Regions from separate parts of the Mus musculus genome. Here all the other regions are linked to region 3. A link is a loop called in an ENCODE intact Hi-C map of the cell type or tissue named here. Cell type or tissue: left cerebral cortex. All regions are shown on one strand.

The links. Peaks named below come from ENCODE experiments on the same cell type or tissue, not always from the same donor. Only the 100,000 strongest peaks of a DNase experiment are listed, where the experiment ranks them.
Region 1: it touches region 3 in a loop (4-fold over the local background); 5 of 42 quality-filtered maps call a loop at or near these places.
Region 2: it touches region 3 in a loop (5-fold over the local background); 21 of 42 quality-filtered maps call a loop at or near these places.

The regions. Positions count from the first base shown.
Region 1 is chr4:140,698,262-140,706,261 of GRCm38, reverse strand. It overlaps Rcc2 (regulator of chromosome condensation 2), which reads right to left and starts at 4,789. Exons shown (of 13, transcript NM_173867.5): 1 at 4,612-4,789; 2 at 3,827-4,115. The coding sequence starts at 4,105. In left cerebral cortex, a CTCF peak has its summit at 4,830 (motif pointing left); DNase peaks (open chromatin) are centred at 4,046, 4,888, 5,400, 6,499 and 1 more place; H3K4me3 peaks cover 4,076 bases; H3K27ac peaks cover 3,425 bases.
Region 2 is chr4:141,025,717-141,033,716 of GRCm38, reverse strand. It overlaps Crocc (ciliary rootlet coiled-coil, rootletin), which reads left to right. Exons shown (of 37, transcript NM_172122.2): 20 at 746-915; 21 at 2,646-2,825; 22 at 3,434-3,568; 23 at 3,881-4,024; 24 at 4,381-4,619; 25 at 5,217-5,376; 26 at 7,449-7,616. Among named protein-coding and RNA genes, the nearest start is that of Mfap2, 19 kb to the right of the region's middle. In left cerebral cortex, a CTCF peak has its summit at 1,754 (motif pointing right); DNase peaks (open chromatin) are centred at 1,772 and 2,641.
Region 3 is chr4:140,961,173-140,969,172 of GRCm38, reverse strand. It overlaps Sdhb (succinate dehydrogenase complex, subunit B, iron sulfur (Ip)), which reads right to left and starts at 7,902. Exons shown (of 8, transcript NM_023374.4): 1 at 7,697-7,902; 2 at 2,545-2,678. The coding sequence starts at 7,768. In left cerebral cortex, CTCF peaks have their summits at 4,395 (motif pointing left) and 5,552; DNase peaks (open chromatin) are centred at 5,056, 6,112, 7,097, 7,888 and 1 more place; H3K4me3 peaks cover 2,569 bases; H3K27ac peaks cover 2,605 bases.

The sequences.
Region 1 (8,000 bases), 260 kb after region 3:
GTCCCCAGCAGGCACACTTTTTTGGGGGGGTGGGGGTGGGGTGGGACCTGATCTCCCCGGTGTCCCCTACTTCCAGTCAGGTCCAAAAGGCAGAGGCCAGGATCAAGCTTCAGGACCTGCCTGGCCAACCCAGGCCTCACAAGGATGGAGTAGCCACCCAGTTCAATTATTCAGACCTCCTGTGGGGTGTGGGGCCAGACTCAAGTTACCTGAACGGGATGGAAGCCTACTTTCCCTTCCTTCTCCTTTGTTGAAGGGCAGGTGGGGCTGGAATATCCTACCAGGCTCAGCCCATGGCACTGGGCCCGCAGTAGGGCCAACACTTACTTGTGCACGGACACATACATTCACTCTACTCTTCAGGTCTGCACTTTGAAGGGGCCCCAGAAACATAGGGGAGAGGCCTCAAAACCAGCACAAGCCCAGGCCCAACAGCGCTGCGCTAGCAGGTTCTGAGGGGAGAGAAGCTGGGAGGTTCCCAAGCTCGACCTTCACCAACACCGAGATGTGGTCACTCCGATCCCAGAGCGCCACCAGGCCACGGGCTTGGGCAGGATGCAGGGTGCAGAATGCTGGTAGCCAATATCCACTGCCATCCCTGTGGCTCCTCAAACTCGCGATGGCTGATAGACAGGGACTCGAAAGTCCCACCCTTCGGAAAAAGAGACCTGTGGACAACCTTGCCTGGCTTCCCAAGAACACTAACTGCTACCCTGGCCCCAGCTTCTCCATCACAAACCCCATTCTCACAGCTCACCGTATCCACTGCGAGCACCTACACCCCGTTTGCTATTAACTCAACTGTTCACCCCTCTACAGCTTACTTACTCTCCCCTCCTTATGGAATACAAAGTTTTAATTAGTGCGATTCAACTCACTTTCAGTCAAGCCCCTGTCCAAACAAACCCCTCATCCACAGACTATCAACAACATATCCCATAAGCCTGCTGGCCTTAATGGGGGGAGAGGCCATCCCAGTGAACAAATGGGGGCTCAGTGCAAGAGCTTGTGCTTAGCCCTGGGTTCAGTCCCCAGCATCAAAAGGACGGAGGAATGGACAGGTGGAGGGAGGGAGGGAGGGGAAAAAGCAAGCAGAGGTCTTCCTGCTCTCCGGGGCTAACTCAGCCTGGACATGACTGCATCTGTCTGACAGCCTACACTTGTACCCCAACCAACAGTCCAGGTCGGGTGAACTCAACCTCACCTAGCTACCTCTCCAGGACAGGTCACCTGAATGTGACCTGAATGCAGATGAGTGGCCAAGGCAGAAAATGCACCAAGTGTCTCCAATCAGCAAACGGGGGCTTCCTGGCCACCGCAGTTTCTGACTTACCACCCAAGTACATACACTCCCTGAGTGAGGCCGAGAGTCCACCTTTAAACACATCCATTTAGGAGACTGATGCTCAGGGACTAGGAGAACCAGGGAGCAAGAGGCTGGCAACAACCATCCCTACCAACCCTCCTCCCACTGCACTAAGAACCAACACTATGTTGCAGGGTCCGTGAAACCCTAGCAACCCCGATTTAACACACAGAGCTGGATGCCTGCGCCTGAGCCTCAGGTCCTTGAATATCATAGGACAAGACTGAAGGCTCGTTTTCCACACATCGACTCTTAAGGACTACTGTTTGATTTTCCTAACCCACCTAACTCTAGCAGGACAACTCAACAGAACACATGGCTCATCTTCCCAAGCCCAAGACAACTTCAAGTTCAAGGTAAGGGAAAAGTGAAGGCAGGAGGCCCAGACACTGGCAGAGGAGCCTCCCTCAGGGGAGAGGCTGGTCTCTGCCGAGTTAAGTAGCTTTCTGAAATATCCAGGATAGTGGCCGACTGCAGAGACAGTCCTGTGTCTGCCTAGCAGAGGGAGACCACAGCCCTTAGGCCAGAGACACTGGGCAGTCTGCCAGCCTAGGCTGCAAGGCTGTGTTCTTGACCTTGAACCAAACTCAACCTGACCCTAACAGGGGCAGAAGCTGGAAGCACACACTTCCCAGGTGTAACAGCGAGAAAGTTAAGTCCCCAGAGGCCCCTGGGTTCACTTATCCAACCACCCCCTAACTGACCACTGAGGGGTCGGTTCTACAGTGATAGTCCCCCTAGCTTTAAGGGGATGGACACAAAGCCCTTTTTAAGCTCCGGTTCTACACAGATATGGGAAGTTAGCTGTACACACAGAACAAGCACAAACTACAGGGGACTGCCTCCTCTCAGACATGGCATCTCCTCATAGCACACAAGGTGCCAATTCTGATACAAGACCCTTGGAGATAGAGGCCTCTGAGCCCCTCCTCCACTCCACTCACGTGCATCCCTGAGAGGGTTAACAGCCTGCAGACCCTGGAACTCACCAGGCCCTGGCAGAAGTCTCAAAACCAGGACAAAGAGCGGAGGGGACTATTTAACATATCAAAGCAGAACTGGTAACTAGGATCTCCCGGCATCCCTCACAGTACCTGTTACCGGACACTCCAGGCAGATATACCCCCGCCCCTTACCCTAAACTTAATCCAGCCCACAGGCTAAGCTACCCTCTCCCCCTACCTACTCTTCTCTATATAACCCGACCATTTTGGTCCCCTCTTTTACTCGGGCGGCTCCTGCACCTGGTTCCTATCCTCACTCCCCCCAAGGGTCAGACTTCTCTGATGTCCCTGCCTGTGTCTCTGTTTAATCCACAATAAATGCCTTCCCTCTGCCACCCCTACGAGCAGTCATTGTCTTACTGATTTTTTTTTTCCTACTCACAAAATAATCCAACTCCACATGGCTTTCCTAAACTTCAGGACAACCCGATGCAGCAGAGAAAAGACCCTATCATGCCCAACTTCTTAGCCTTGTCCAAACCCACTAGGCAATAAATAGAGCAGCTTGTGAGTTACCCTTCCAATACTCTGGCTAAGACCGGTCTACCTGGCGAGCCTACCTCATGCAGGGCCCCTCTGCATGCCTAGCGGGAACCTTTCTTCTACTGCAAGATGGTTAGGACTCTTCTACCCCTCTTAGTGTGCCCTTGCCACCTTTTGCAGAACACCCTTGGGAACATGGGCAACACTCTCCCGAGGGTCAAGCTCCATCTCTTTCTTAGAGTTAACAGAGAACGTGATCTCCGGGACACAGAGGCGGAGGGGGTAGAGGGGTGTATCACCGAAAACTTGCTTTTACAAAGTTCTGGCGGAGACTCAAGCGGACCCTGGGCCCGGCTCTGCGGGGCTTCCTCTCCACCACCACCCCCGCCCCCGCGAAAGCTCAAGTTCCACGGCCCAGACCGGAGCCTCAGGGGAGCACCGACCCCACTGGCCCCCACGCCGCGAGGACCCGAGGCAGACAAAGCCCAGCGCCGCTCCGCGGGGGGTCGCGGGTGGGAGGGGAGCCCCGGGGTGGGGAGGGCCTCCGAGGAGCATGCGCGCTCACGGCCGCGCCGCGCGGGCCCCCACCATGCCCCGCGCGCACCGGCCGGGCCGACCGCGCCGGGCTAACACGGAGCATGCGCGCCGCGCGCCAGGCCCCGCCCCCCCGGGGCGCCCGAGCCGCAGCGGCGGGAACCTCAAAGCCCCGGCGCGAGCCGGCTGCTCCCCGCGGACTGCCCTCCCCCCTCGGGGGGAGGAAGAGACGCGGGGGTGGGGGGGAGGAGGGGGGTGGACGCACGGGGGGGAAGGAGGGACTGACAGCCCCCGCGTGGCCGCGCACACCCGGTCCCCCCCCTCCCCCGGCCCGGGACTGGCTCCCCGGAGTTCCCCCGCGCGGCGTGGGGGAGGGGCGGGGCGTGACCCCACGGCGCCCCTCCCCCCCAAAACCGCCAACCGCCCCCGCCCCACTCACGACGCGCTCCTTCGTGTGCTCGGGCTCCGTGATGATCGCGGCCGCGCCGGCCGCCTTGCCCGCCGTCGCCGGCCTGGCTGTGCGCTTGCCGCCGCCGGGGGCCCCGTCCAGCTCCGGGCCGTCCTCGTCGCCGCTGCTGCCGCCGCCGCTGCTGCTGCTGCAGCGCTCGGGCCGCTCGCGCTTCCTGCCCGCGGGGCCGCCGCGTCGCCGGGGCCCCGCGCGCGCCGTGCCGTTGCCCGAACTCGGCTCCTCCCAGGCCGCCCCCTTCTTCCTGGGCATGGTCGCCGGGCTGCGGGAGACACACGGGGCGCACAATGCACACGGGGCGGGCTGCGGGGCGGGGGAGGGGACGCGCGGCGCGGCGTGGGCCGCCCCACCTGCTGCTCCCTCGCCCCTCCCCACGCCGCGCGCCACGCGGGGACCCCCCCCTGTACCCCGGCCGGGCCCCAAGCACCTGCGAGCACGCGCGAAAAGAGGAACTTTCGTGGGGCCCCAGCCCGGCCCCCGCGGCCCGGCGCTCGCCCCGTCTGCTTTTTTTTTTTTTTTTTTTTTTTATTGATTTTGAACAATGGGATCTCTGTCTGTCTCCGATTAAACCACGTGGATCCGCCTTCCTTCCCCTTCTTATTCATTCCGTCCCCCAACCCCCCCTTCCCCAGCGTCTTTTTTTTTTTTTTTAACCTTTCTCGGGGGGGAAGGGGGAGGGAGAGGAGAAAAAAAAAGAGGAAAAAAAAAAAACTTTCCCAGACCCTGCAAACTGGTCCCAGACGGTTTCCAGCCCCTACCTGGTTGGAGTGATGAGAAACGAGGAGGGAAGCGACTGAAAGACGGGGTCGAAGGCTTCTTCTCTCCCCGGCCGGGACGAGGGCTCCAGCCCACTCACCAGATACACTTAAAATGTAAATACGAGCTTCCAGAACAAATGCTACAACACAAAACAGAAACACATGTGCGGCCGGGCGGCAAGCGAGCGCGCGCGCGGCGGGCGGCGAGGGGCCCCGGGTGCGCGCGCCCCCTACCGGCCGGAGGACCCCACCGCCCAGCCGGGCCGCCCACCCGAGCCTGCGTCCCGGACGCCCGGCGCCACGCCGCAGGCCCCGCTGGGCCCCGCCGCTTGCGCGCTCCGCACGCCCTTGCACGCAGCGCGGCCTGCGCGTCACAAGGCGTCTTCGGGGCTCGGGAGAGTGTCAGATTCTCTTGTTTTTTCCCCCTGAGCGTCTAGACAGGTCACCTGAGGACACTCGCTGGAAAATAGTTGCTTTGCTCACGCAGCAGCCAGCGAGGGACGTGCCCTAATTGAGTGATGGGAATGAAAAATGAACACAATTTGAGTAACTTTCTCCTGTGCAGACTCAGGGTAGATTTGATACGTCGTGGATGCGTCCAGAGTGTGCAGCCGGGTGCTGTTAGAATGATCAAGTTACATAAAGGTTTGGTGTAGTATGAAATTAGTAATTAGCTGGGGGACGTACTATGAAATTAGTAATTAGCATAGGTGGACTTGAAAGTACTTGTGATGGGAATTTTCTTCATTTTAAAAACGTATTTACCGCGCCTCAGTACAAGCAAGACTAGATGCAAAGGTGCTAGAAGCTTAGAATACAGACCTGGAGAACAAGATCTCTGCCCAGTTGGAAGGCGAAGTAAGAGGAAAGATTAAGAAATTACTGAAAGCATGGTACTTACCGGGTTCCAGGATCAAGGAAGGCGTTCCCTGGGAGAGCTGAGTTTTAAAATTGTAAAGAATCTGACCTGGCAGAAGTGGGAGAGGAAACCTTTCCCCTACCCCGTGGGACAGTGCAGGGTCTAGGAATCCGGGAAGAGAAGTGGCCAGAGGTGCTGGGGTCAAGGCTGAGGAGTCGACAGGGCCCCCCTCACAGGACCCGACAAGCCACGTGCACGATCGGCTTGGTTGGAACTAGGGGAAGGTTTGCATCTCAGTGTCACTTTCTCTTCTGACAAATGTTTTTCTTTGGGGTTTTGTTTCCGTCTCATGTAGCCCAGGCTGGCCTGAAACTGACCGTGTAGCCCAGGCTGACATTGAACCTGATCCTCCTACTTCTCTCTCTCTCTCTCGAGCGCCCGAGTTAACACTGAAAGTTTCTTTTTTGGCAACTTCCTTGGTTGACTAGAGAGAGTTTCTAGGGTCTTTGCAGTTCGTTCTTAATTACATCAAGAAGCGGGATGGGGGCGGGGGGAGGGTGCACAGGACCAAACGTTTGAAGGCAGGCGGAGAATCCTGGAGAACCAAATCTAAGTTATTTGATCAAAGTCACCAGCCTGGGTGGAAGCACTTATGTAAAACAACTCAGAAAATGAGCACCAACTGGTGCGTTTCAGGGATATTAGAAGCACCGTCTGAAAGCCTCTTAATAGACCTGGCATTCGAAAAGATTGAAGAGATTAAGCCGTGATGCTTTGATATAAAACATTAGAACCAACTAGAAAAGAATTCTGCCTAAGTGTGCCGTCAGGTCCGGGTTTCAGGAAATGGCACGCCGGAGCTTGTCCGGGGGTGGTGGCTGGTTGGGCGGTTATCCTCCCGACAACACCCTGTGTGGCCAATTAGAAACGCTGAGGGTGCCTTTAAAAGGTTTTTAGGCAGCGAGTCTCTCTCTCTTTCTCCTGCCCCATTATACGGCTTTCTGCCGGCGTAAAAGGCACATGCGTCAGAACCGCTGATGCAACCCGACGCTAATATCACGTTGCATCATCTGACCCAAGGTGTGGTGCTTCCAAAACTGGTTTTTCCTGAGGCTGTGCTAAGGAAGAAGAGCACTCAGAGGATAACACCCACTAACCAGCCCTCCTCGTCGGATGGGAAAAGTGTTCTCTGCCACTCCATGCCTCACTATTTCAGACCCAGGGAAAGCCCGAGTGATGCCCCTGGTTGAGATGGGGGTGCGGGCGCACACACGAAAAGGCGAACATGTAGGCTGCTGTTCACCTTATGTAACCAATGTGACAGAGTGAGGTGCACCTACGGGCCATGCAGGGAGTGCTCCCTCCAACATACACTTGTGCTTGGGCTTTTTACTTCATTTTAATTGAGCGTCTGCTCGGGACAGAAGAAAGAAGAGAAGAGAGAGCAAATTCTATCTGAGCACAAATGCCCGGCTTCCGTTTGTACATGGAAATATGGGCCATCTTACTGTTAGTCTCCTCTGCTGCTCCTTAATAAAAGTTAAACTCGGCGGCAACCAGGGTCCTTCCCAGAGCTGTGGTCCATCCAGCTGGACCACAGAAAGTTCCACTTGTAGTCCAAGGAGTCTCTGGTCTCATATAATATACCTTGAGTTTTTTGATTCACCAGCCTGACCTCTGGAATTCGGAGATTGCAAACATGTACCACCGTATATAAGATGCTGGGAGTCAAAGCTGGGGTTTCTTACATGCTAGGCAAGCACTCTATCCACCACAGATGCACACTCTCAGCTCCAGAGATGAATTCTGATGGTCTGGGTAACTGGACCATGACAGGAGGATTCACAAACTATCTACGCTGTGAACCAGGAACCTGGGAAGCCACTGAGCCCTTGAATACAGCTGATCCGTGCCGCAATTACGTTGTAGCACAAACACACACTGGAATTGTTGGTTTTGGTTTGGTTTTGGTTTGGTGGTTGTTGCTGCTGCTGTTTTACCATGTTCGTGAAGCAAGGTTTCCCTGTGTAGCCCAGCCTGGCCTTGAACTGGTGGTTTCACTGCGTCATCTCCTGAGCCCTGGCATCCTGGGTCTGTACCACTATTACACCCAGCCCACCCTAGACTTGAGGACTTAGAGCAAAAAGGACAAACAAACAAACAAAAAAAGCCACAACAACAGATCTCATGACTAATTTTATTATATTAATGTGGACACGAAACCAGGCAGGGGTGGTGCAAGCCTTTAATCCCAGCACTTGGGAGGCAGAGGCAGGCAGATCCTGGTCTACAGAGTGAGTTCCAGGACAGCCAGAGCTACACAGAGAAACCCCGTCTCAAAAAACAAAACAAAACAAACAAAATGTGGACACAGTGGTATATAGCTCTCTAGTCCCAGTTACTTGGAGAATCGTAAGTTTGAACCTAACTTGGACAGCATAGAAGAAGCAAATAGAGGTGGGGATACTCGTGAGAAAAACACTTGGCTTGGCTTGTGAGAGGCTCTGGGTTCACCCCAACGTAAAGGATA
Region 2 (8,000 bases), 65 kb before region 3:
GCTGCTGCTGCTTCGTCATCAGGGAGGCTGGAGGGTTCTGAGGTCCTTAGAGAACTCTGGGCTCCATCAGCTGCTGTCGTGAATCTCAGTCCCATGGTCCCAGCCCAGGGTTCCCGCACGCGCCCCACACTCTGTACTCGGTCCTTCCAGCTCAGCACAGTAGCTCAGCAGCTGTGGGGGTCATGGAAAGCAACTTTCCAGAGTCACACAGACCCAGGGAGGGCAATGCTGTTGGGCTCACACCTGGGCGACATACACAGGTCCAGGTGGGACATGCCTCCTGCTTTGTCCCTCAGTGAGGGGCACTGTCCCTAGTGGAGACACTCCATAAAGCTTGAGTGGTTGCTGGTCTTGGAGCATCGTCTTTGACGAGGATGAGGTTAAACTAACCAGGCGCATCATCCAAGCCAAGTACTGTGATGTGCTAGGGCATATGGATTGCATTGACCCAGCAAGCGTGTCAGTGACAGAGACACTGTGTCTTTGATATCCTTCTTCTCTGTGGTGCCCTTTTCACCAGCCATTCTGTCCCCTGTCCATGAGGAGAGCAGAGCCAGTGAGCCCGTGAGGCAGGTGGGGAACTGGTACCCAGAGGGGTGAGCCACTCCCTCAAGGAAGTCAGCATTGGTGCCACGAAAGTGTTCTCACCTGATTTTGCCCGTGTGGCTCATACAGCCCAAGTCTGCCGGTCCAGAGGGACATGTGACTCAGCCCTGCCTTCCTGCCATCCGTCCCTCTTGTGCAGGGGAGCTGGCAGGCCTACGGCAGCAGGTAACATCCACAGAAGAGAAGGCAGCCTTGGACAAGGAGCTGATGACCCAGAAGCTAGTGCAAGCCGAGCGGGAGGCACAGGCCTCTCTGCGGGAGCAGCGGGCAGCCCATGAGGAGGATCTCCAGAGACTGCAGCATGAGAAGGTTTGGTCCTGGGGAGGAGTGGGCAGGGCTCTGAGTCTCCCTGTCTCTGTGCTCTCCTCTGTCTTGCCCTGCCTCAGTTTCCATATCTGTGAAACAGATGCCTGCCATAGAAGATATGAGGATATATAGCTGGGGGTAGCTGAGAAGATAAGGGGTGAGGGTGGTTGTCCTTATCAGATACATAGAGCTCCAGGCCCCAAACCAGGTCTAAACCTGATGGAGACCCACAGTCATTGGAGCAAGGCCGGTGTAGCATACAGCAGAAAGCAGGGTGTGGTGGCGTACACCTTTAATCCTAGCACCCAGAAAGCAGAGGCAGGCAGATCTTAGAGTTCGAGACCAGTCTGGTCTACATAGTTCCAGAATAGCCAGGGCTACATGACGAGAGGCCTTGTTTCAAAACAAACAAGTGTCCAGTAGAAAGCTTCTACTTCATCAATAAGGTTCAGGACTGACAGGGCAGGGCGTGCCAGGGAAGTCACTTGCACACTTGAGTCAGCTTGTATTTCCTGAGTTTGAGTCTGACCTTGGTCTCACTCCACTGATGCCATATAAGGTTTTTGTGCCTTCATTTTTCCTTCCATAGAAACGGATAGATTGCTATGGGGTCCTGTGAAGGGGTTAGCGCAGCCACCAAGTGCTTAGTAAATTTCCTGGCAGTTCCTGTTACTTGAGAATCCCCAGCACGGAGTGTTTCCCAGGACAGGGCTTCAAAAACAGCCTGGGCAGGGCGGCCTCCAACAGCTATGGTCCCCGTGCAGGACTCATAGAGTGGTGAAAAAGATGCCTCCCTTGTCCCCCACCTCCACGGATTTGGGTGGAAATTACCACATATGGCCAGTAGGTGGCAGGGCAGCGCCTGAAGAAGGGCCTCACCCACCACCAGAGACAGGCAGTGCCCTCACCCTGAGAAAGCTGTCCTTGCCATGGCTGTATCATGTTCCCAGTGAGCCATGCGCTGTGGCCCCTGGCACCACCTTTCCTGGCCTTGTCAGTGCCCACAAGCCTGTATTCTCTTCAGCTTCTCTGACAGTCTGAGTCCCAGAGGTTTTTTGCATCCAGCCTTATTTCCTCTACACAACCCTCTAGCTGTCTGAACAGAGTTGGAGAGATGGCCCAGCAGCTAAGAGCACTTGCTGCTCTTCTAGAGGACCTGGTTTTGGTTTCCAGCATCCACACGATGGCTCACAACCATCTGTAACTTTAGTTCCAGGGAATCCAATGCCATCTTCTAACCGCCAGAAGCATCAGGCGTGCACATGGTGCATAGACATACTTGCAGACAAATATTCACACACATGAATAAACCTAAAAGTTTAAAAAATAACATTCGGGTTGTCTATCACCTGGGCTTGGGGGTCCCCATTGTCCCCTTAGCCCTCAGTGCCACAGCTCACCTGGTCAGACCAGTGCCTGTGCCTGTGGCTTTGGCCCACTGTCACCGTGTCCCAGCCTCCAGGCTACACTGCTGGCCTAGTTCTCCCCCTCCCTGGATGGCTGCTGACCATCCTCCCCAGGGGCATTCCTGTTCTCATCCCAGGCCACTGGGGTTCCCTGTTGTCTTCACAGACCTGAGGTGACCTCAGCACAGCTTCCAGTGCCCTGCCCTGCAGTGACCTGGTGGCACGGCTCTTAGCTCTGGGGTGTTTGTGCCTTCTTCTGACCCGACGTCTGCAAGGAACCTTGTGGGCCCCTCCTAGTGTGTCACATAGCCCTGCTCTGGCCCTCAGGAGGCTGCATGGCGGGAGCTTCAGGCAGAGCGGGCCCAGCTGCAGGGCCAGCTGCAGCAGGAGCGAGAGGAGCTGCTGGCACGGATGGAGGCCGAGAAGGAGGAGCTGAGCAAGGAGATTGCCGCGCTGCAGCAGGAGCGGGACGAGGGCCTGCTGCTGGCAGAGAGCGAAAAGCAGCAGGTCTGTGAGCTGGGGAGGGGGGTGGGGAGTAGTGGGACAGCTCTGGGGCTCTCCCCCTCTGCCCAGCGCACCCCCACCCAGCAGCTAGGAGTGCAGGAAGCAGCCAGGTTCTTCCGGGGTCTCAGCTCTCACTGCAGGGCAGGAGAGTTGGAGGCCTAGCACAGTGACAGTGACAGGTGGCACAGGGCATGCTGTCTTCCGGTCTCCTGCCTCCGCTTGCCTCAGGCTGGATGCCTCTGACTGGGCTGTGCCCATAGGCACTTGCTGATCCTTCCAAATTGTTAATTCTTGGTTTTCTGTAAGGTAATGGAGCAGGTCAGACTTGATTATCTCCTGCTTTGTCGCCCTGGGCAAATCACATTCCCCCTGAGCTACAGCTTTCTCATCTGTAACTGAGACTCAAGGAAGTCTTCACCTCCAGGGGGGAAGTTGAAGCATCAGTTAGATCTGTAGATCATGTCCACACCCGGGTTCTGCTGCTGTTCCTTAGCAGGCGCCTCTGCCCTTCGTCCTCCAGTGGTGGGCCATTGTTGCGAGCCAGCACCAGCGGAAGGCTAGGAGAAAGGCCCAGCCACACCCTAAGGCCTGTCATCCTTGCCTCTGCCTAGGCCTTGTCCCTGAAGGAGTCCGAGAAGACGGCGCTGTCGGAGAAGTTGATGGGAACTCGGCACAGTCTGGCTGCCATCTCTCTGGAGATGGAACGGCAGAAGCGAGATGCCCAGAGCCGGCAGGAACAGGACCGGGTAGGTAGGCAGCCCAGCTGGGCCTGTGACCAAGGGGAAACCAGCATGGCTTGAAGGGGCTTGTTAGAGTGGAGGGCCTGGAGATGCTGCCAGGTTGTGTGGAAGGTCCAGCCCTTCCTTCAGGACCCCCAACTGAAGGAGGTGGCCACCAGCTCCACCTTGGTGAGACTACTAGTATAGAGAGGTGAGCTTCAAGGAAGGCACCGAGGTTTGGTAGGCCCCTGGGAGGGCTAGTCCTGGGGTTGAGCAGTGCAGCGGGGTGGGTGTTGGGGGCCACGTCAGGAATAAGCGTGAGGATCTTGGTCACTTCAGAACACACTGAACGCCCTGACATCTGAACTTCGAGACCTCCGGGCCCAGCTGGAGGAAGCCACTGCCGCCCATGCCCAGACGGTGAAAGAGCTGGAGGAACGGACGGGGAACCTGGGCCGGCAGCGGGAGGCCTGCATGCGGGAGGTGAACTGACGCTACTGTCCTGGCATCACTGAGGGCTGCTGCGTGTATGCTGGGGCTGGTTCTGGGAGTCCTCCTGCCTGCGTGAGGACAGACAGTGGTTACCTCAGAGAGGGGGCTGTAAACAGTCATTAGGCACCTGATGTTTGCATTGGGGGACTCATGTCAAGTTCAGGCACTGCTGAGCCCAGCATACCTTGTCCCGTACCTACCGTAACTTAGGTCAGCCACTCACCATAGATCAATGGGGCAGTGTTGGGACCACGATATCCTCTAGCCAGGGAGGGAGGTGGCCTACTGGCCCCTCTCTGCCATGGTCCTAGCCTGAGAGGCCCTGACCCCATTTTCTGGACGCACAGGCAGAAGAGCTGAGGACTCAGCTGCGTGTGTTGGAGGACACCCGCGATGGGCTGCGGCGGGAGCTGCTGGAGGCTCAGCGTAAGGGTCGGGACAGTCAGGACAGCTCCGAAGCCCATCGCCAAGAGGCTAGTGAGCTGCGGCGCAGCCTGAGTGAGGGCGCCAAGGAGCGGGAGGCCCTGCGGCGGTCCAACGAGGAGCTGAGGTCTGCAGTGAAGAAGGCGGAGAGTGAGCGCATCAGGTGAGAGCGGCAAGGGACTGCCTGCTTCCCGTGCCCCATTCTCTAACTCAGTGGCCCTCAGCCTTCCTAAGGCTGTGACCTTTAATACACTCTTCATGGTGTGGTGACCCCAACCATAAAGTCATTTACACTGCTACCTTATAACTGTAGTTTTGCTACTGCTATGAATTGTAATGTAGATATCTGATAGGCAGATTGTATCTGATATATGACTTCTCCTTCATCCCGCAAAGGGTTTGTGACCCACAGGTAGAGAGAGAACCACTGCTCTAACTGAACCTTGGCCCGGACCTCACTTCACCCCATGGTTAGGGAATCATGTAGATGGTGCCGCCTACCACAGAGAGTGGACAGGTGGCAGCAGAGAGATTGGGTCACACTCAGGCCTCCCCTGTGTCGGTCACCCTGGAAACTGAACCCCCACCAGAGACACTGGTGTGCCTCTCTTCCTCCCAAGGTTGTTCCCGAGCCGCACTATGTCAGTGCAAGGATTGTCATATGGGCAGGTGCTTAGGCTATCTCGGGGCCAGACCAACTCAGACCCAGGGCAAGCCTTGGGCACAGAACTACTGTCCCAGAACAGCCTCTGCCTTGCAGCCTGAAGCTTGCCAATGAGGACAAGGAGCAGAAGTTGGCCCTCCTGGAAGAGGCTCGAGTGTCTGTAGCCAAGGAGGCTGGAGAGCTGCGGGCCTCGCTGCAGGAGGTGGAGCGATCCCGGCTGGAGGCTCGACGTGAGCTGCAGGAGCTTAGGCGACAGGTACATCCCTGGCTTCTGCCCTTCCACAGGCTCTGGCCAGCAGCACCCATTTCAGGAGACCAGTTCTACTGTGTGTAAAAGCAAAATCTTTTACCTGCCCTTGGCCTTCATGAATATGTGATTGACTTTTTCTGGGGAGACGCAATACCCTGGCCCCACATACACCAGCAGACCAAAGTAGTGGTTGCACCAAATGTCTAACCTGATGAACCAGTGGGTTTTGACCGGGGTTACTGCAGGCTTTGAGGGATCCTCTACCTGTGAACCTCTGTGCCCTGGCTCATATTCAGACTTAAGTGTCCCTAGAGGGAGCCCTAGCATCTTGTCCAGTTTTAAAGAAGCCTGACCAGTAAAAGACCAGCTCCCAGGAGCTGGGCCAAGCAAGCAAGCTGACCTAGAGCTCAGTACTTACTTTTACAGGCCGTGTGCTGTCTCCATCTCTACCTACCTTAGTGTTGTAAGATTACCCGCACATGGTGGGGCATGTAATCCCAGCTACTATGGACACTGAGACCGGAGGGTCGTAGGTTCAAGGCCTGCCTGGGTCTTAAGACTGGTCCAAGAGCAGTGTCAACTTACTGAGACTCTGTTCAAAATACAAAGTAAAATCTCACCAGCTCAGTAAGAACACTTGCCGAAAGCATGCAGCCCTGCCTTTGCAACATAGAACTGCCAAGACATGAAAGTCGGGGCTGAAGAAATGGCTCAGTAGTTAAGAGAGCTTGCTGTTCCTAACCTGGGTTTGGTTCCCAGCATCTACATGGCAGTTATGTGTCTGTAACTGCAGTCCCAGGGCATCCAGTACTCTCTTCTGACCTCCACAGGCACATATGGTACACAAATGGACATGCAGGCAAAACACTCATACATGTAAAAATAACATCGTAAAATTTTTAAAAAGGAAAATATCCATAAGAGGCTGGGGGTTCAGCTCTGTAGCAGGGTGTTGCTCAGCATGTGCAAACTTTGTGTTTGATTCCCAGCACAAGATGGGAGACACACACACACACACACACACACACACGCACGGAACATGAACGTGTGCAGTGTGCTCCAGCCAGACTGTGAACTTCATGGGATTATCATGTGTCAGGAAATACTGTTTCCTCTCTGGTTCTGTTTCATTTTGTTTTGTCCCAGCCATTTTGTACCATTTGAAAAGGATCTGGAGAGCCATCCTTGCCTTAGCAGAGACAGGAGATAGCTCAACTTGTCTGCGTGCTGTGCCGAGCTCACCTCTGACTTGATCTCCCCCTGTCACCAGCAAGGCTCAGTCAACACTGGAAAGTTCAGGCTTCCCCATTCTAGAAGGCCTAAGGAAAGGACCCAGTCTCCCTGGCCTCAGTGGAGGCAGCATGTGATAGCCAGAGACTGACACTCAGAGAACCCAGTCTCCCTGGCCTCTGGAGGCAGTGTGTGGTAGCCAGAGACTGATGCTCTGAGGTAGATGGTCCTCCTGGAAATGACACCTTCCCACCTAGGCCGCTCGCCCAGGGCCCTCAGGAGGACTGCCTGTGTTAGGCTCTGGCTGGGGCGGTGTGAAGGCTCCCTGGTTGGTCCCGCCCTGCTATAGTTCTGTGGGTGAGTGGACCCTGCCCCATCTGCTCCTAGGAGGAAACAGACTTAGAATAGACCCTCATGTTCCCCGTCTGCTGCTTGTGGGCTGTGTAGTAGGCAAGTCATTCCAACACCCTGGCCTCGTCTCTTCCATTCTATCAGGTTAAGCTCACAGGGACAAATGAAGGTCGGCTCGGTTGGTGTAGGTGTGTGGACCAGCTAGGCACACGAGCACTCTGTGGCTGCCTCTGTAGCAGGGAACAGAGATTCTGGGAGCTATAGTTCCCGGCTGTAGTCACTCAAGCAGTTGGATGTCAACTCAACCTCTTGGAGCTGTTGCCCCTCCCCAACCCACCCAATGAGTGACCTGAGCTCTGCGAGTTCACCAGGGCAGGCTCCCGTGGGCATGGGCGGGGAGTTAAGGTGACGCCTGTGTCCTAGGTCAGTCTGTCCTGGAGCCTGCTGGCCAGGACTGGGCAGACCTGCAGGGCCTCCCTGCCTGTTCTGGTTCACAGATGAAGACACTGGACAGTGACAATGGCAGGCTGGGCCGGGAGCTGGCAGACCTGCAGGGCCGCTTGGCCCTGGGTGAGCGGACGGAGAAGGAGAGCAGGCGAGAGGCCCTGGGCCTACGGCAGAGGTTGCTGAAAGGCGAGAGCAGCCTGGAAGCCCTGAAACAGGAGGTAACTGGGCAGGAGGGTGGGCTGGCCAGAGGAGGGTGGGTCACTGCAGGCCTGACTTCCCTCCAGAGTGAGACCCTCTCAGTTGTATTAGTACTAACAACTGAAAGAACTGTAGACCCAATGTGTGCAGATCGCCAAAAGGTGGTGGGGAGGCTCTGAAGACAGCCTTGCTTGATTCTCCCACAGCCTGCGCACGAGGTAGGTAATGTGAGCCCCATTTTACCAGGATAACCAGACAGGCTCAGAAAGGTCAAGGCATCTGCCCAATGTCACACAGCCACCAGGTCTCCTGGTGGTCGGTCACTCGCTCTCTGTGCTTCTGCATACTTCTCTGTCAGTCGCGAGATTTGGTGAGAGGAAGGTGCTGTGCTCACTAGAGGGGCT
Region 3 (8,000 bases):
AATACACTGTAGCTGTCTTCAGACACACCAGAAGAGGGCGTCAGATCTCATGGGTGTGAGCCACCATGTAGTTGCTGGGATTTGAACTCAGGAGCTTTGGAAGAGCAGTCAGTGCTCTTAACCACTGAGCCATCTCTCCTGCACCGGTAGTGGGATTTTTATCTTGCTGTTTTACTGTAGTGCTAGAACTAAGAGCCAAGGGCTCATGTGTACTAAGCAAGCCTCATCCCAGCACCCACTCTCTTTCTCTTTCTTTTCTTCCTTCTTTCCTTCCTTTCTTTTAAGACAAGGTCTGATGACAGCTTGGGCTGGCTTTGACTTGCTATTACACAGGCTGCTGGCTTCCTAAATCCTACAGCAGAAGTCACCCCTGCTGTGCTGTGTATCCTCATTTCTGGCCTTTTCTGTTAACTTTATTATGTTTTCTTTGGATTTGCTTTGCTATTCTTCTATTCTTTTCCTCTTTGTTTTTTGTTTTTGGTTTTTTCTCCCCTTTAAATACTGGGGCTTGAACCCAGGGCCTTACACAAGGCTGGCCAACTGGTACTACTGTACTATTGAGCTGTGTCTTAAGCCTCGTTGACTTCATTTAAACAAGGCCTCGTGCTCTGCTAGGCTGGCCTCACACCTGCCGGCTCTACCTTGGACTCAGCAGCTGGGATGCCGGGCGCACGCAGCTGTGCCTGGCTCTGACTTCATTCTGTTTCTGTGGCGCTGGGGCCTCCTGTAGGCTAAGCCCCACTCAGACTGAGCTGTATCTCCAACCTCCTTCCCACCTCCTTAAGGTAAAGTCTTAGATGACTGGTTTTAAGCCGTTTCTTCTTCTTTTTTTGTTTTTTTTTTTTTGTTTTTTTGTTTTTTTTTTTTTTGAGACAGGGTTTCTCTGTGTAGCCCTGGCTGTCCTGGAACTCACTTTGTAGACCAGGCTGGCCTTGAACTCAGAAATCCGCCTGCCCCTGCCTCCCGAGTGCTGGGATTAAAGGCGTGTGCCACCACCGCCAGGTTTAGGCCGTTTCTTCTTGTGTTCCAGGGTAATCTAAAACTGGAGTGTGTCCTGACTCAGGCTGGAGAGATGGCTCAGGCCCCATGCTCGTCATGTGCTCTGCTTCCCAGAGTTTCAATCTTTCTGCTGCTATGAGGTTAGGGCCTGACCTCACGGAGAACCATGCAGCCCGCTCGCCGAGTCCCTGTTCTCAAGGCCAGGCTCTCTCCAGTGCCAACAGTCATCCCACACTCCCTGGGGTCACACTGAGGAAAGCCATCTCTATCATTACCAAGAGGGAACAGGAAGGCCTCAGGAAGGCAAGATGTTTATCTACACTGCATAAAGTTTACCCTTGTGCTATTCAAATGCTGAGTTCTCGGCCCTCATATCTGGATCAATCCTCACATGGGGGGTAGGGAAGGAGGAGGAAGGGAGGGAGGGAGAGGGAGTAAGAGGGGGGGGAGGTGGGGGGGATTCGGATCTTCAAGGAGAATGGAGGATTTGAGCCATAAGGAAGGGGTTTAGAGAGGCCCTGAAAACACTCCTGGAGCCCGAAGAGCCAGGTCAGTAATACTATGCAGGTGTCACAGGGCGGGGCTGGGAGGGAGCCGGATTAGCATAGGAGGCCAAGGTAGATCAGTTAACTGCTCAGCTATTGAGGTGTAGCTTGAATTACACTGGTTTCTCTGTGTGGCTAATGGGGAAGAGCATAAAGTAAAGAAATACAGCTGTCAGATTAATTCACTGCTTACATTTATATTAAAGCTAATTCTTTAACGGCTTTATATATTTTTTAAATTTTATAACTTTAGCCACATATTGCCAAGGTGGGCTTCTGCTGTTTTGTTTGCTTGTTTTTTGAGACAGTTTTGCCGCGCAGCCCTGGCTGTTCTGGAGCTCACAAAGACCAGGCTGGCCTCAAGCTCACAGAAGTCTGCCCACCTCTGTCTCCCAAGCATTGCGTTTAAAACTGTACGCCACCACTGCCCATCTTACTGAGTTTGAGTTGCAAAATTTTTGTCATCTAATTATCTGGCAATATTTTTAATTTTTTCCTTAATAAAACAGCTAGCTAGTACTCATACAAGGTGCACGAAGCTACAGGCTCAACCTCAGCACCTCATACACCAGGTATGGCAGCTCACACGAGCCATGCCAGTAACCCCAGAATTGGGGAGGCATAGAGAGGAAGATTAGAAATGCAAGGTCTTCCTCAGCTACATAGTGAGTTCAAGATAAGCCTGGACTACAAAAGACTGGAGAGAGAGAGAGAGAGAGAGAGAGAGAGAGAGAGAGCGAGAGCGCGAGCGCACGTGCGAGCGCGCTCACGCAAGCTAGTTATTGAGAGACATCTAACTGACTCTAAAGACAGAAAACATGTGATTATCTCAATCATTAAGGGAATCGGATTTTACATCTCTCAAGACCTGAAAGGCATGACCCCACAGGCACCACAATCCCTAGCACCGCAAATAATGGCAGAAACCAGACCTAACTGAGAGCCCAGCAAACCCTCCCAAGCTCTCCTTCGCCAGCGCCTGGCTGGCCCAGACACTTACTTATTCAGATCCACCTCGTACGTCTGCATTCGAGGTTTATCTCCAGTCTTGTCTGGGTCCCATCGGTAAATGGCAAATTTTTTGATTCTGGGAGCTGCAGCAGCAGCTGTCTGTGCCCCTCGACAGGCCTGAAACTTGAAAAAGCCACAAAAAGGGAGGGAGGGAGAGAGAGATTGATTGATTAAAAACTGCAAGGCACTCCCCCACTTATCAAGCATGATGATGGCACTTCTGGGCACAAACACGCTGGTATCCAGCTTCCTTGGAAGGCACGGTCATCAACACCCAACAGATGTTAATCCCCCATGATATGGCAGCTATGGGTCCAGGGGCAGTGACACTGCACTGTAGTGACACCACACCGAGCTTCATTTCTGACACAGACAGAACCTTCGCTCCACAGAACTTATCTGTGGTGACCTACAGTGAGGTGGGACCTGCGTGACAAAGTGCATGGAGGGATCCTGAGGAGGTGAGCTGGGGTCATGGCTGCCCTGCCTAGGGTTTAACTGGAGCCCGATGAGCAGAGTGTTAGTAGGCAGGAGGAAAGGCAGGAGTGAGGCTGCTAGGATGGGGAGGCTGACGTGAGGGCGAGAGCACTGCGGTGGGTTCCTTTTGTCCTGAGAGTCATGGAGCACAATGAAACATCAGTTGATACAGGGTCTCACATGCAGTCCAGGCTGGACGCAAACTTTTCAATCTTTCTCCCTCAGCCTTTTAAATGCTGAGATTACAGGTGTGTGCCACACGACTGGCCTATACGACTTTAAACCAAGGTGGTGACAACATTGTATTATGTATGTACGTGAAATAATGACACTTAAAAGGGAGACTTATTACATGAGATCTGAAGAAACCAGTCAGAAAGCTACTTGGGCTTTTAAAACAGGATGCTATGGCCAGTGAGATGGCTCAGAGGGTCAAGTGATTGCTATGGTGGCCTAAAAACTCGAGTTCCATCCCCAGAAGCCAGGTAAGATGGACAGACAGACAGGACTGACTATCCACACAGTGGCATGGGCTACTTCCCTCATCATACAAACAGAATAAAGTTTTTTGTTTTTTTTGTTTTTTTTTTGGTTTTTCGAGACAGGGTTTCTCTGTATAGCCCTGGCTGTCCTGGAATTCACTCTGTAGACCAGGCTGGCCTCGAACTCAGAAATCCACCTGCTTCTGCCTCCCAAGTGCTGGGATTAAAAGTATGTACCACCACTGCCCAGCATTAAGTATTTGTAAAGAATCCCAACATGACAGCTAGGGTGGTGGTGCATCCTTTTAATCCCAGCACTTGGGAGACAGAGGCAAGTGGATCTCTTGAGTTTGAGGCCAGCTTGATCTACAGAGCAAGTTCCAGGACAGCCAGGGCTACACAGAGAAACCTTGTCTAAAAACCAAAACCAAAACCAAAACCAAACCAAACCAAACCAAAAACCCAACATGGTAACATTTTCAAACTGGCACAGGACTCTCGAAAAACACTTGGGAGGTGAAGGCAGGATCATGCAGTTGAGGCCAGAGGAGGCTAAGACCATGCATTTCAAAAGAAAGCACTCCTCCCAAACCCAGTGAAAGCTCACACTGAGGAAACCTGGTGAAGAAAACAAGATGAAGAATGTCTGAACACAAATCAAATTAGGGAACAAACAAGTTCTGCTGTGTTCCACTGCATCTCAGCAAAACCAAGTCTCTGCCATGTGAGTCAGACAGCCGGGGACAATGACCCTGAGCCGATGGCCATGAAGCCCCATCCTCCTGCCTCTGCACCCCCATGCTGGGTCAGCAGGGATGGCCTACAATGCCTGGTTTATGCAGGTGCTGGGGATAATACAGACACATCCTGCGCCCTCTTCTGGACTCTCCAGGTAATTACGACCACATGCATCCGTATTGCGATTCTTCCCTAATGGATGCTGTGTAGCATCGTGCACACTGACATTAGATGCAGAACAGCAGCTCACAGGAACCTCAGTGCTGCCCAGTATTAGGAAGGGGAATATGAGTAACCCCATGAGAAGCCTGTGTCCCCTCGCAGTTTTTGTCCTCTCCCCTAATGTGTGTGCCTAAATCTATATTAAAACTTTTGTTTGAAACAAAACCATATTTATTCCGATTGTGTGCATGATGTCAGAGGTGAGGATGCGCTCGTGTGGAGGGCAGAAGAACACTTTGCAGTAGGGTCCCTCCTTCTGCCTTCATGTGGGCTCTGGGGGCGGGGCTCTGGTCATCAGGCCTGACCAACATGCACAGAGTCATCTCCTTGGCTCTCGGAGTTTTTCCTAATAAACTTTTGCTTTAAAAAAAAAAAAAGACTGTGCAGACAGGGAGATGGGCCAAAGTGTGAGACTTCCTTCTTTCCCTCCCTCCTTGTCCAGCAACTTATGTGCCAAGTTCCCCATGGGAGTGGAGACTGAACACATCTGCAGCTCAATCTATGACTCTAGTGAGCGTGCTATGTGGGAAGAACATCTCTAGACAATCTGCGAGGAGACGAACTTCCTCTAGCTTCTTCAGGGGTGGGCCTGAAGCTAGACAGATGACACAGCCACCAAGAGGGAAGGTGGGCGAAGGCAGGAAGGCAAAGGCAGCATGAAGCCAAACCCACACAGACTCAAGGGGCAAGCTTGTATCTGAAGTGTGTTAGTGTGTTTGCTTCCAATCCAGCCCTGTTACCTTTGAGCTGTGTTTTCTTTAGAGAATCGCTTAGCCAGTCTGGTCCCACTTTCCCCTTTGCAAAGGGGAGGGTGGAGCCGATACCTACTTCACAAGGAGCAAGCCAAACTGCTGGCACAGCTCAGGAAATGATCTGTGCTTTTCTTTCTTTTTTTTTTTTTTAAAGATTTACTTATTATTATATCTAAGTACACTGTAGCTGTCTTCAGACACACCAGAAGAGGGCATCCGATCTCTTTAAAGATGGTTGTGAGCCACCATGTGGTTGTTGGGATTTGAACTTAGGACCTTCGGAAAAGCAGTCAGTGCTCTTAACCTCTGAGCCATCTCTCCAGCCCCGATCTGTGCTTTTCAACACTGGCTTATATATGTATTTGTATTGTTCTGACTGCAGGCGGGCATTCCAGGCGTCTGCCCTCCTGGAGTTCATAGTCCAGACGGAGAAATAAGGATGCTACTGGTAGTTAACCGAGTGCAGCTAAACTCCCACAGGCAGGACTGCAGTCCAGAGGTGCACATCACAGGACTGAGAACCAGAACTGAGGATGGCGCTGTTTGAGCACAAATATGCATTCCCACAGACAGGAGGCCTCTGGAAAGTAGGCAAAGGCCTCTCCTGAAATCCTACCAGAGTCCGACCTTTGAAGCCAGCCTCTTCTACACTCAGAAAGCCCAGCCTGAGCCTGAGAAGTCACCCCTTACAGCAGGGCTCTTACAACTCAACTGCTGCCTCAGCAACGAGGAAAGAGGCTGAAGAACAAGGTCACCAAGAACCATTAACTGGACAACCTATCATGTGGCTCCTCCCCCAAACCGACACACCCCCTTTGTTAGCCACTGATTGCTGCAGCTCTTCAACTAGGGGTGGGGCCTTGTGAAATTTCTCCCATTCCCCTTGGCACGGACTGGTGTTGTGATTATTCATCCCATGTTCTCAGCCCTAAACTCGTCATGCATAAGGAACACTAAATGCACTTAAGAGATTGTGTATGTATATATTTAGCAATGATAATTAAAGAAGTCATGAGTGTGAAAGGGAGGGGAGGCATGGGAGGAGAGAGGGGGTGGAAATTATTTAAATACAGTACTCATGCATAACATTCTCAACAACAAAAACAGAATCATTAACTGAATATCTGGGACACCAGCCTGAGGCTCTGGTAAGGCACTGTCTGTTTTTGTTGAGACAGGGTCCCAAGTAGCCCAGGTTGGCCTTGGATTCCGTGTGGGGCTGAGGATGTCCTTAAACTCCTGATCTTGCTGCATCAGCCTTTGGAGTGCTGGTGTGATAGGTGTGCATGCAAAGGGATGCACAAGTCGGGTGGTGGTGGTGGCTCACACCTTTAATCCCAGCACCCAGAAGGCTGAAGCCGGAGAATCTCTGAGTTCCAGGCCAGCCAGGGTTGCATAAAGACACTGTCCGAAAAGTCAAAACCTAACCAAAACAACACTAAAATTATCACAGGGTGGAGATTCATCTTAGCACTTTGGAAGGAGCAGAGTTCAGTTCCCTGCACGCATATGGCGGCTGATAACCACCTGTGACTCCAGTTCAGGAAATACAGCTCTCTTTTCTCCACGGGCACATGGTGCATATACATGAAAGCACACACTCATACACACACACACAAATCTAAAAAAAAAAAAAAAAAAAACCAACAAAACCCCCCAAAACAAAATGGGAGTTCCTGTTGTCCGCCTGTGAAGGACTATCCAGAAGCCCAGAGGAGGACTGAATGGTATCTGTAAAGTAAGGAGAGGCAGTTTTTCTCGCCTTTCTAAATGCTTCTACTGTGCAGCTCCCGAGGATACAGGGCGTGTGGGGAGACCTATGACAGAGCTACTACAGAATTATTAACAAAAGCAGCTCCAGGCTCTGCCTGTCATCCCATGCCAGCGGTATGAGATCAGTGCCGCTACACACCCCTGAATAAGCACGCTTCAGGGAACCGGGTCTTGCCTGCAGACTTCCACAGTACGGATCTTTCAAGGGGTCGGGGTCGCTTTCTTTCATGTCTCCCTTCCTCTGCGGGTCAAGTGCATTGCCTTGCAGAGTCCACCGCCCTCCGACCTGACCGATCCAGACCAGCCTAACCTGGAGGTGCGACCTGGCCTCCCGGGTCCCACCCCAGACACCCCGCAGGCCTCCCTTTCACACAAGCCTGGCGGAGTACAACTAGCAGGATTTGATTCTGGGTCCCGACCACAGGTCGCTCATCCTATGACCTTGACCTCTCCCTGTCCTCCTCCCAGACCTCTGTCTTTCTGTTCTCTCTTCCAACCTCCTCCCGGCCGCGCCTCTCTCTCCGGTGATGGAGAAGCGCGGAATGGCTGTCTGAAAGGATGCTCAAGAGCAGGATGCCGGGTTAAGTCCTCCCCCGAGGCCTGGACCCGGGCTCCTTCCGCCTCTCCGCGGCCTCTCTACCCAGGCAGCCTCGGTGACGGGCACGGCTCCCCACTGAACCACGGCTCCCGGGCTCACCTGCAGGCCGACTCTGCCGAGAACGGCAGCCGGGAAGCCGCGCTTCAAGGAGACCCCGACCGTCGCCGCCATTTTGGCTCCTGACGTCAGCCCCACCCCTTCCCCTCCGGCATCCCGTCGAACACCGCGGTGGGAAGCCGGCCTCTCACCCTGAGGACCGCTAGCCGCCTAAGCGCCAACGAGTGGAAGGCCGCTTCCGGTTTCTCCGAGCCAATGTACAGGAAGTGCGTGTGTGCAGCAGCGGCCCGTAGGGCGCATGCCCACTGGGCTTCCTATGTTCCTAAGGTGACCTCTGGAGTCTGAG